Regions from separate parts of the Homo sapiens genome. Here region 2 is linked to region 1. Evidence: read pairs that join two places in POLR2A ChIA-PET (ENCODE). Cell type or tissue: Panc1. All regions are shown on one strand.

The links. Peaks named below come from ENCODE experiments on the same cell type or tissue, not always from the same donor. Only the 100,000 strongest peaks of a DNase experiment are listed, where the experiment ranks them.
Region 2: POLR2A ChIA-PET joins it to region 1 with 8 read pairs; 2 of 35 experiments call an interaction of 5 or more read pairs at or near these places.

What each region holds. Positions count from the first base shown.
Region 1 is chr2:26,741,080-26,746,079 of GRCh38, reverse strand. No RefSeq gene overlaps it. Among named protein-coding and RNA genes, the nearest start is that of SLC35F6, 21 kb to the left of the region's middle. RefSeq lists an enhancer at 3,124-3,629. In Panc1, a CTCF peak has its summit at 159 (motif pointing right); a DNase peak (open chromatin) is centred at 159; H3K27ac peaks cover 3,600 bases.
Region 2 is chr2:25,580,836-25,585,835 of GRCh38, reverse strand. The region is part of intron 6 of DTNB (dystrobrevin beta); the gene reads left to right. Among named protein-coding and RNA genes, the nearest start is that of DTNB, 90 kb to the left of the region's middle. In Panc1, no CTCF peak of the experiment used is centred here; no DNase peak of the experiment used is centred here.

The DNA.
Region 1 (5,000 bases):
TTATGGTCCTGGAGATGGATTCTAATTTGCCATGTGCCTTTAGGTGGGTTACTTCCCATCTCTGAACCTCTGCTGGACCACCTGACTCCTAGGGGCCTTCCAGATCTCAGGCTCTGATTCTGCTGCTCAGCCAATACAAGGCTCACTAGACAGCCACCAGATGGCGCTCTGACCCTGCTTCCAAAGTGAGATGAGGCTGGGCCCATCCAGCTTTTACAAATGATGGGTGTCACTGGAGGGAATTTTAATATTGAAAGTATCAAAAAGGTCACTTCTGTAATCCCAGCACTTTGGGAGGCCGAGGTAGGGGGATTGCTTGAGCCCAGGAGTTAGAGACCAGCCTGGGTGATATAGCAAGTCCCTTATCTCTATTTATTTATTTAGAGACGAAGTGTTGCTCCTTGCCCAGGCTGGAGTGCAGTGGTGCAATCCCGGCTCACTGCAACCTCTGCCTCCCGGGTTCAAGGGATTCTCCTGTCTAAGCCTCCCAGGTAGCTGGGATTACAGGCCTGTGCCACCATGCCCGGCTAATTTTTTTTTTGTATTTTTAGTAGAGACGGGGTTTCACCACGTTGGCCAGGCTGGTCTCAAACTCCTGACCTCAAGTGATCCACCCGCCTCCGCCTCCCAAAATTCTGAGATTACAGGCATGAACCACCCCACCTGGCACCCCCATCTCTATTAAAAAAAAAAAAGAAAGCATCAAAAAGGGTGTGATTCAGGGAGCTGCATAAAACAAAAAGAGGTGCTGAGGGCTGAGTTTCTCCAGGAGTCAGATGGTGGAGGACACAGTCAAGTGCCCTCAACCAGGAGGGCAGGGTGGCCTAGCGTAAGAGGCTGGCAAGACTGCAGGCTGGCAGGAGGTTTCAGCCTCCCTGTGAGCTGGGGAGGCCTTGGCTGGGGCAGAGAGCCATGAAGGGCATGGGCTGTGGAATCAGGGGCGGGCAGGTCTGTTGACCTCTCTGAGCTTGTTCCCATCTGTAAAATGGGGTAATTCTGTCACCTGTGATATTGATTGTCATTCTTTTAATAGTGTTTGTTCTTGAAACATTAGAAAGCTCAGTAAATGTAGCTGTTATGTCTATGGGTAACGGGGAAGCTGCCTCTACAGAGGACACCTTTTCTTGGGGCTTGATATCCAGGCTCCTAGCCCAGAGGGTAGGCACGAGGGCTTCTTGGAGGAGGGAGATCCCCCGTGTGAGGCAGCGGTACTCTGTAGGAGCTGATCATTGCTGGGCTCAGAAAGAATTCCCTAGTTGTCTAATGTACGGCAAACACCGCAATTACTTTTGCACCAACCTAATAGATATCTCCTGGTTTTTCCTTTTTATGTGGACATGTGAGGAAAGTCCTATGTATCTTTGCCTTAAAATGGTTCTGTTTAAATGTTATAAAATATAAATGCTATGGATTAAAAAGAGCGGGTGGCCTTTTTAAGACATTTCTGGCTGAAGCCAGCATTGAAACTGCTGGAAACCACTAGGGCTGTTAATGTGTGATTTTTAGCGACTCCGGGCAAAGCGACCTTTTCTCCAGAGCAGAGATTGGTGTTAGTGGGGAGGGGTGCCGGCAGGATAAATGCTGCAGTGGGACACTCTTCTCCGGAGTGAAAGTGACCAAGTGGGAGGAGTGTCTGCCTCAGGCCTCTGCACTTCTTCCTCACTTTCTCAGCTGAAGGAATCTTGGAACTATGTGCTTATAGGAAGGGAAATCTTTTTATCCCCCCACGGAAAGGGGCTCTTTGCCCACCACATGAGGTTGTACCTCCTGGAAGAGGCTCCTTGTTAATTCCATCAAGGGGGCATATCAGCTGGCTTTGGCCCTAGTGGAATAGAGTGGAAATTGGTTTTCCTTCCTCAAAAACAGAACTAAAGTCTTTCCTGAGAGCAGCAGATCCCAGTCTTTATTTCTCCAAAACAGTGCTTCCAGAACTTTCCTGTTAAAATGCAGATTCCCAGTGGCCATTACGCAGTGATTCTCGAGAGAGTAGGTCTGGTGACTTGGTCCTGACAGGCCTGGTGGGAAAAAGCAGTTCCAGCTGCTTCAGCCCTCCAGCAGGGGCTGGGGGATGACAAGGACATGGAAAGACCCCAGAGCATGGATGGGAGGGAGCTGGCTCAGGGGCCACAGGGCCCTACCTCAGGGGTGCAGGCTGAGCAGGCAGGTAGGGCAACACTATCCCAAAGCAAATAGCAGTAGCAGGGCGGCCTCTAGGTCTGAGGGGAAGGAGGTGGAGTGGGAGAACATTGCATTTGCAGTCCAAGCTCTGCTCCTTACCTCCTGGGCGACCTCAGACAAGTCACTCAGCCACTTGGGCCTCACCTGTAAGTTGGGCATGGTGATTCCTGCCTGGCATCTGATAGAAACTCAACAGAGGTAGTGGTTTTCTTCCTTGTATTAGATCATCTGAACTTGGCCCGCAGGCCCCTCGGGCAACAGGCCTCAGAGTGTCTCTTGCGCTGTGAGAATAGGGGAGGTAGTGAGCTAGGCCTATGCCCTTTGTAACAGTACCCACACATACCCCTGCCCCTGCTGCGGACCTCCTTGGCTCACCTGTCCCGATCGCTCCCGGATTGTTGGTCTCTTATGGCAACTGAAAGTACAGATGGTCATGACCGCCTCCTGGGTCCTTATCAGGCCTCAGTTTCCCTAGGGGTGAAATGAGGCAGGCTGAGATGCCTCTGGGGCTCCTTCCAGCTCTGGCCAAATCTTGCATGAGGATTTGTTCTGCTCTGTGCTGACTGAGGCAGGGAAGGGGAACCATGTCATCCTTCATGGCCCTGCTGCAGGTGTCCCCTGGGGACCTCGGCTGACTTCCTGACTGCTTTCAGGGTCTCCTCATGAACATGAGGCTTTGTCTGAATGCCATGGTCAGATTTTTCACCATGAACCAACCAGAAGGAAGGGGAGAAGTCCTCTCCATGATTGTCCAAATCAGAGTGGCTTTTTGGCTTTAGCCTGGCTCTGTTACTTTTCTGGTGTGACTCTGAGCTTATCTGAGCTTTCTGTATCGATCCTCCTTATTAGCAAATGGAGGGGAGGAAGAGGTGGTCCCTGTAGGTCCTTTCTATAAAGGCAGGCATACTTGGTCCCACTGTGAGACTCTGTACATTTCCACTGAAGATCCATTCCTCACGCTTTGAGGGCCCTTTTTGAGGCTGGCTGGGGAGCCGAAGCTCCCCCTTCCTAAGCATTTTAGCCGTGGGGTTTAGACAGGTCCACTGGCCTAGTGGAAGCATGAAGCCCTCATTCACAGAGTGGGCACGATTTTGACTGCCTTGCCCACCTCACAGGTTCAGAGAGTGGACAGAAGGAAGGGTCCACTAGAAAGTAAGTACTGTGCTGGTATGGTCGATTACGAGGTCCATTTTTGCAGCCCAGAGCAGGGGGAAGTGGGAGCTGCTGTTCACTTTTGATGCTTGGATTGGGATGGCCTGACAGCAGCCTGGCCCCGGCAGTGATCTGCCCTCAGCATCCTGGAGCCCCAACCACTCCCAGCCATGGGCTGACCCCATGGGAGGTGGCGTCCTAGGGGTGGGTTGTGGGCCTTCCGAGGCTCCTAAGCTGTTAAGTGGTGAGGGAGCCAGGTGGACAGGTGGTACTGGCCCATCCCAGCCTCAGCACACTCCTGCCCGTCACGGCTCCTGCTCCCTGCCCTGAAGGCAGGGCTGCTGGGGCCACCGAGGCCACTGGCATGACTATCAGGACATCTGATTCTTGAGTTGGAGGCCGCTGTGCAAATGCGAGGCTGAGGACAGCCCGGAAGATTCCATTACAGTGTTTTGACAATCTTCTCCCTTGGCTGTGCCACAGGCTCTCCTTGGCCTCCCTGCCAGGCAGGGGAGTAGCTTGTTCTCAGCTCTGGAAGCAACAGCTGGGGCATCCCGGGCCCTCCCAGCCCACAGAGAAGGGCTTGCTATGTGCCCTCCTGCCGTTCCCCTGCCTAGGCTGGTGTAGAGAGAGTGATCTTACAGAGCGCAGGCATTGGGCTACGAACATCTGTCAGGAGTGAGTGATGCCAGGTGAATCTTCTAGAAACTCTAAATTCCATGAAATTTTCCTCCACTCGGAAACTTTTGCTGGCTCCCTGTTGCCTGTGAGTAACAGCTAAGAGCTGAACATCCTGTCTGGTGGATGCCTCCAATGTCTCTTCCATTCTCCCCTGCCTTTCCTTACTCCTTCCCTCCTCCCCACACTTTCACAACCATCTTTGATGCCTATTAAGTGTAGGTATGGCATGAAGCTCCAGAGATAAAACCACAAATGAGATGGACACAGCCCCGGACTCATGGAGCCCACTCCCTCCCCTTCCTAAGGAGATCCCCGGGCTCTTCTCACTGTTCTCCAGCACTCTGGGAACATTCCCCTATGGGGCCTTTGCTCAATTTCCTACACCTGAAATGCTGTTGCCATGTGCTAGATCCCACCATTCCTTCCAGGCTCAGTCAGGCCCAGCCCCGGCCCCATGTCCACACCTCCCCAGCCTTGGAGCCCTCTCTGTCTCACTTGGCACTCAGCCCACACACCTTGACCTTCATTTCTCTCTGCAAAGCTCCATCAGCCCTGTGCTCACACTCATGGTGGCAGACACGAGCGGGTCCTATCCAAGTCCCTCCCTGGGGCCCAGCTCCTAGTACTGGAGAAGGGAGTGGGGGTCCCCATGGGGTCAGCATTGGGCTTATCCAGGAATGCAGACCTGACTGGTCGGGCTGAAGTGCTTTAGGGGCAATTTTGCATCAGGGTCTGTGGTGCTTCTTGGCCAGCCTCATCTGAAGGGAAGCAGGCAGACCACAAGGGAAATAAAAGCATAGCAGAGCATAGCACTGAGGTTTGTATGGTTCCTGCCACACAGCCCAGTCCTCATGCACTCAGGAGAGAGGGCTAAGTCACAGAGAGGGGGCTGTGAGTACAAATCCAAAGCGTTTTCACTAAACCCACCACGAAAGTTTGGAGCACCAGACAACATGCTCTGAAGTTGCAGGAGGGAGTGTCACAGTAGG
Region 2 (5,000 bases), 1.2 Mb after region 1:
TTGCCCTTGTCAGATAAAATATCTCTGTAACTATACTCAGAAGTTTGCATAAAAATGTTTTAACCTGAAAACTTTAGAAGTGTCCCTTTCAAGACAGTTAACTAAATGTCATACATCATTTAAATGATAAGGCAATGGGTAAATATTTCTATGTTGCACATTATAGGAGTTTTTGTTGGAAATGATGAAGTTGGAGACTGTAGCAATGATGATCTATAGCTAAATTATTTTATTTTCTCATGTTATTTTATTGATACTGGATTTTTCATTTTTAAGGGGTTACTCCTCTCCCCTTTTAAAAATGGGAAGAGGTAGTCAAGGGTGGAGGAAGGGAAGTGAGAATGGCATGTAGGGTAATAGTTGTCAGTCTAGATTAGAATAACAAAGAGCAACAAACAAACGCTTGTTTCTAAGAAAAAATATGAGACTGCATACAGTGATAAAAGCAGTCTCAGTGTTTTATAGAGGGAGGCATAAATCATGGTGGTTTCGCTCAGTGGATCAGGCAGCTGTTAAAAGGATTAGAAATGAAGAATTTGTACAAAACAAGATGTTTAATAGAACGTTAAGTGAAAAAACAGATGATGTATTCATATCTATTCTGTTCACAAGTATGTAGAAATATATATACATCTGGAGGGAAATAGAGAAAAATGAGAATTGTGGGAATGCATGATTTGCATTTTATTATAGTTCATATTAATATTAAGCTCTTAAAAATAAGGAGAAATGCAAAGAATGTGTTCAACTCAAGAGCAAAAACAAAATAAAAAGATAGGGGACAAAAAGAGCCAACCTGCCTTTCATAAAATTATTTATTGAGTCATGGAATTTTAGAGATGGGAAGCCTCTCCTAACAGGTCTCAAAATTTTTGGTCTCAGGACTTCATTATACTGTAAAAATTATTGAGGACCCCAAAGAGCTTTTATTTATATGGGTTAAGTCTGTCAGTATTTCCATATTAGAAGTTAAAATTGAGGCTGGGCATGGTGGCTCACGCCTGTAATCCCATCACTCTGGGAGGCCGAGGCAGGTGGATCACGTGAGGTCAGGAGTTCAACACCAGCCTGGCCAACATGGTGAAACCCCGTCTCTACTAAAAATACAAAAATTAGCTGGCCATGGTGGCACACGCCTGTAGTCCCAGATACTTAGGAGGCTGAGGCAGGACAATTGCTTGAACCTGGGAGGTGGAGGTTGCAGTGAGTCAAAATCGAGCCACTGCACTCCAGGCTGGGCAAAAGAGTGAGACTCTGTCTCAAAAAAAAAAAAGTAAAATTGAGAAATAAAAGAAAACTAAGTCACTTAAAAATAATGATGAACCTATTATATGTTAACATAAATAACATTTTTATGACAAATAACTATTTCAAAACAAAAATTTAATGAGAAGAGTGCCATGGTTTTGTATTTTTGCTTATCTTTAATATTTGCCTCTATAGAAGACACATGGATTCCCATGTTTGCTTATCCATTCAATCTGTTGTGATATGCTCTTTTGGTTAAAATTTGGAAGAAAATTTGGCCCCGGACAGCTATATAGTTGGGAAAGGGAGAGTCTTTTAGTAGCCTTTTTAGATAATTGTGGCTTCGTCACATTGTCTCTGGAAAACCCCACTGTACACTCTTCAGAGAATTAGATTGAAAAAGACCAATAATGTCTTAGTATTATTATGAAATATTCCAAAGCTCCGTGAAACTCCATGAAAATGTTTAAATACCTTCCAGGGGTTCCCTGATGACACTGAGAACTGCTATTTTAGCCCTTGAAAGATGAGAAAACTGAAACTCAGAGATGTTCAGTGATTTTCTCCAGATCACGTGGTTGGTGGAAGACAGAGTGCTTGGACATGGCTCTGCTAGTTTCATTCCTCATGTTTTTGGAAAACGTCATATATGGTGTGACTTTAGGACAATTTTTGGAGATTGATCCTAAGTTTATTTATGAGGGTCTTCAGAGATATCAAAATCTAATTCTACCTTGTCATCTTGAAGATTAAAAAAAAAAAACTCCATGATTGGGTGCAGTGGTTCACGCCTGTAATCCCAGCACTTTGGGAGGCTGAGGTGGGTGGATCATGAGGTTAGGAGATCGAGACCATCCTGGCCAACATGGTGAAATCCCATCTTACTAAAAATACAAAAATTAGCTGGGCGTGGTGGCGCATGCCTGTAATCCCAGCTACTCGGGAGGCTGAGGCAGAAGAATTGCTTGAACCAGGGAGTCGGAGGTTGCAGTGAGCCAAGGTTGCGCCACTGCACTGCACTCCAGCCTGGCAACAGAGCGAGACTCTGTCTCAAAAAACAACAACAACAAAAAAAAAACACAAAAACTCCATGGTAGGCAAATCAAAACTTTTTAGAGAAAGTAGTATTAGAATTATAAGTGGATTATAAAAATGTAATTTTTAACACAAGCTATAGAAATATTAAACTTTTAATTTATGACAAAGGATATGATACATTTAATTTTGTTCGCTACTTTTTACTAGCTAAAAATTTTCTAGCATCTTCTATCAGTAATTTTATTTTATATACATGTGTATGTGTGTGTATATATATATATATATATTTTTTTTTTTTTTTTTGAGACGGAATCTCACTGCATCACTCAGGCTGGAGTGCAGTGGTGATATCTTGGCTCACTGCAACCTTTGCTTCCTGGGTTCAAGCCATTATCCTGTCTCAGCCTCCCAAGTAGCTGGGATTACAGGCACCCGCCACCACACCCAGATCATTTTTGTATTTTTAGTAGAGATGGGGTTTCACTATGTTGGCCAGGCTGGTCTCAAACCATCTGCCCGCCTTGGCCTCCCAAAGTGCTGGGATTACAGGTGTGAGTTGCCACGCCCAGCCAATCTCAATAATTTTGAATAGACACTTTTGACTTTATCTTGGTTTGTTGGTTATTTGCATGTCCATAGAGGCATTTTCCATATCTGTTCCTGCATTCAAATATTAGGTGGCTTTATGGTTTTTAATGTTATTCACTGGTTCCTCCCAGATCCCACCAAGGTCTCAAACAATAGTATTCTTGGATCCTGAGATGGAAAACACTTAGGGTAACCTTTATTTAGCCTATTTGGGTAGGTACTTCTCATGCTTCACCATCAGTGCTCATGATGTGTAGAGGCCCTTTGAATGACAGCTCCATACCGCCAATCATTCTGTCAGCCCTTTTGCGTAGTTCTCAGCTCCTCCCGCCCCCCAGTAGTTCCATATTAGAAGTTAAATTGAGGAACTGTCCAATTACTTAACTACTTCCTGCCGGCCTGCAGGCTTTCTGGAGATGAGATTGTCCCTCAGCTTTCTTCATCTTTTCCAGATTTTTATTGCACAGCTTCTTTCCTGCTGTGCCTTCTACTCTACCTCCCTTTTCTATTCCCCATTAAGCAGTTTCTTATTTTAAATATTATTCTCAATAAGATGACCTCCAATTTACGTATACTGGAATCAAGATTCTCCCAGTCGCTAGAAAGATGCAGAGGAATAAGTCTGTCTAGTCTTGAGCCTTATGAGACAGGAACTCTTGTTGGGAGGTTCCGGTGGTTGGTCTGATGGCATCCCTGGGGGCCTCCGTCCTTCAGGCCAAGCATCACAGTGTCTTCACTCCTCGCTTCCGGTTTGTGTTAAATATATATATTTTTAGTGGTAAAAATCAGAGTTATTTTGTAATCAGCCAGCAATATCTTTAGGTCAGCCCTAACCAATTTTATCTTTTCTACCTTTTTTCCCCCCTTGAAATAAATGATTTAAACATTTTATGGGGAAACACCTATATTTTTTATATCCTGTTCTTCACATTAAGAAAGTGGTGGGACTGAGAACAGTTACTTGGGAGAGACCAAGGTGAAATTCTGGGTGTGCTTTTGGCTTCGCCCCAGCCACCACCCTGCCTCTGAATGGTGGGATCAGGACATGGAGGAGGCAGCCGACGGCCATGCACCTCCTGAGTGTGTGCCCTGTTGTCTGGGCTCTTCTTTTGGAACAATTTGAAGTGAGATTTTCATGTCCAGGTTACAATCACGGAACTATCTTGTTGAGTTGTGTGACCTGGACTTTCAGCTCCTTTTTCCTTTTCTTTGGAGCTGGAAAGGTGTCATGTGGGCTGGAGAAAATAAAAAGAAAGTTCATTAATTTGAAATATTGTGGAGAATTTGTTCTCTCTATATCATATAACTCTATTTCTATCTTATCTTTCTAGACTGCTTTCTAATTTGGTGTCTAAGTGGGACATACTCTTTCAGTGTTTCATATACAGTGGAAGCTTACTATATATTTGTTAAAAAGAGAAATAAAGATAGAACAGAAAAATGCAGTCTAGCTAGGGAGATGGTATAACAGGAGCATTGTGATGGGCATTTGGACATGTAGGTTCCAATCTCATCCTTATCGTAACTATCTCTATGATGTTGTCAAATTATTTAAACTACTTTAAGCTTCTGTTTTCTCTTCTGTCAATGAGAAAGTTGTTAAATGATGTCTAGGTGTTTGCCCTTTAAATTATTATTATTATCTTTTCAATAGTTACTTAAGTGCATCTTGTGTGCCAGGCACTGTTAGGAGAGCTGGAAATATGGTAGACAACCAGCCACAGTCCCTGCTCTTATACTTGGGTGTGGGGTGTCTTCTCTTCCCCACTGGAAAGCGGAAATGGTGACTTGAAGGACAGTCTTGGGTTTGTGTCTGATTTGGGCCAGGCCACTACAAAACTTTTAAATGGTTTATTTGCTTATCTGTAAAGTGAATATAGTAATGTCTAACCTAGTTTACCTTATACAGTTGACTAAAATAAAATAATGTATATGGGAATACATTTGAATATACTAATAGTAGTAGTGTAAAGTACAGCATGTAGTAGTGTCTGTAGTAATGTAAAATATTTTATTTTGCTATAAAATTTACCGTGTAATTCACTAAAGTTTGGATGGGAAAAATCCTAAATTAAACTTGGAGTTTGGAGATTCCTAAAAAACTTAAAGTATGTTTGTTTTTCTTC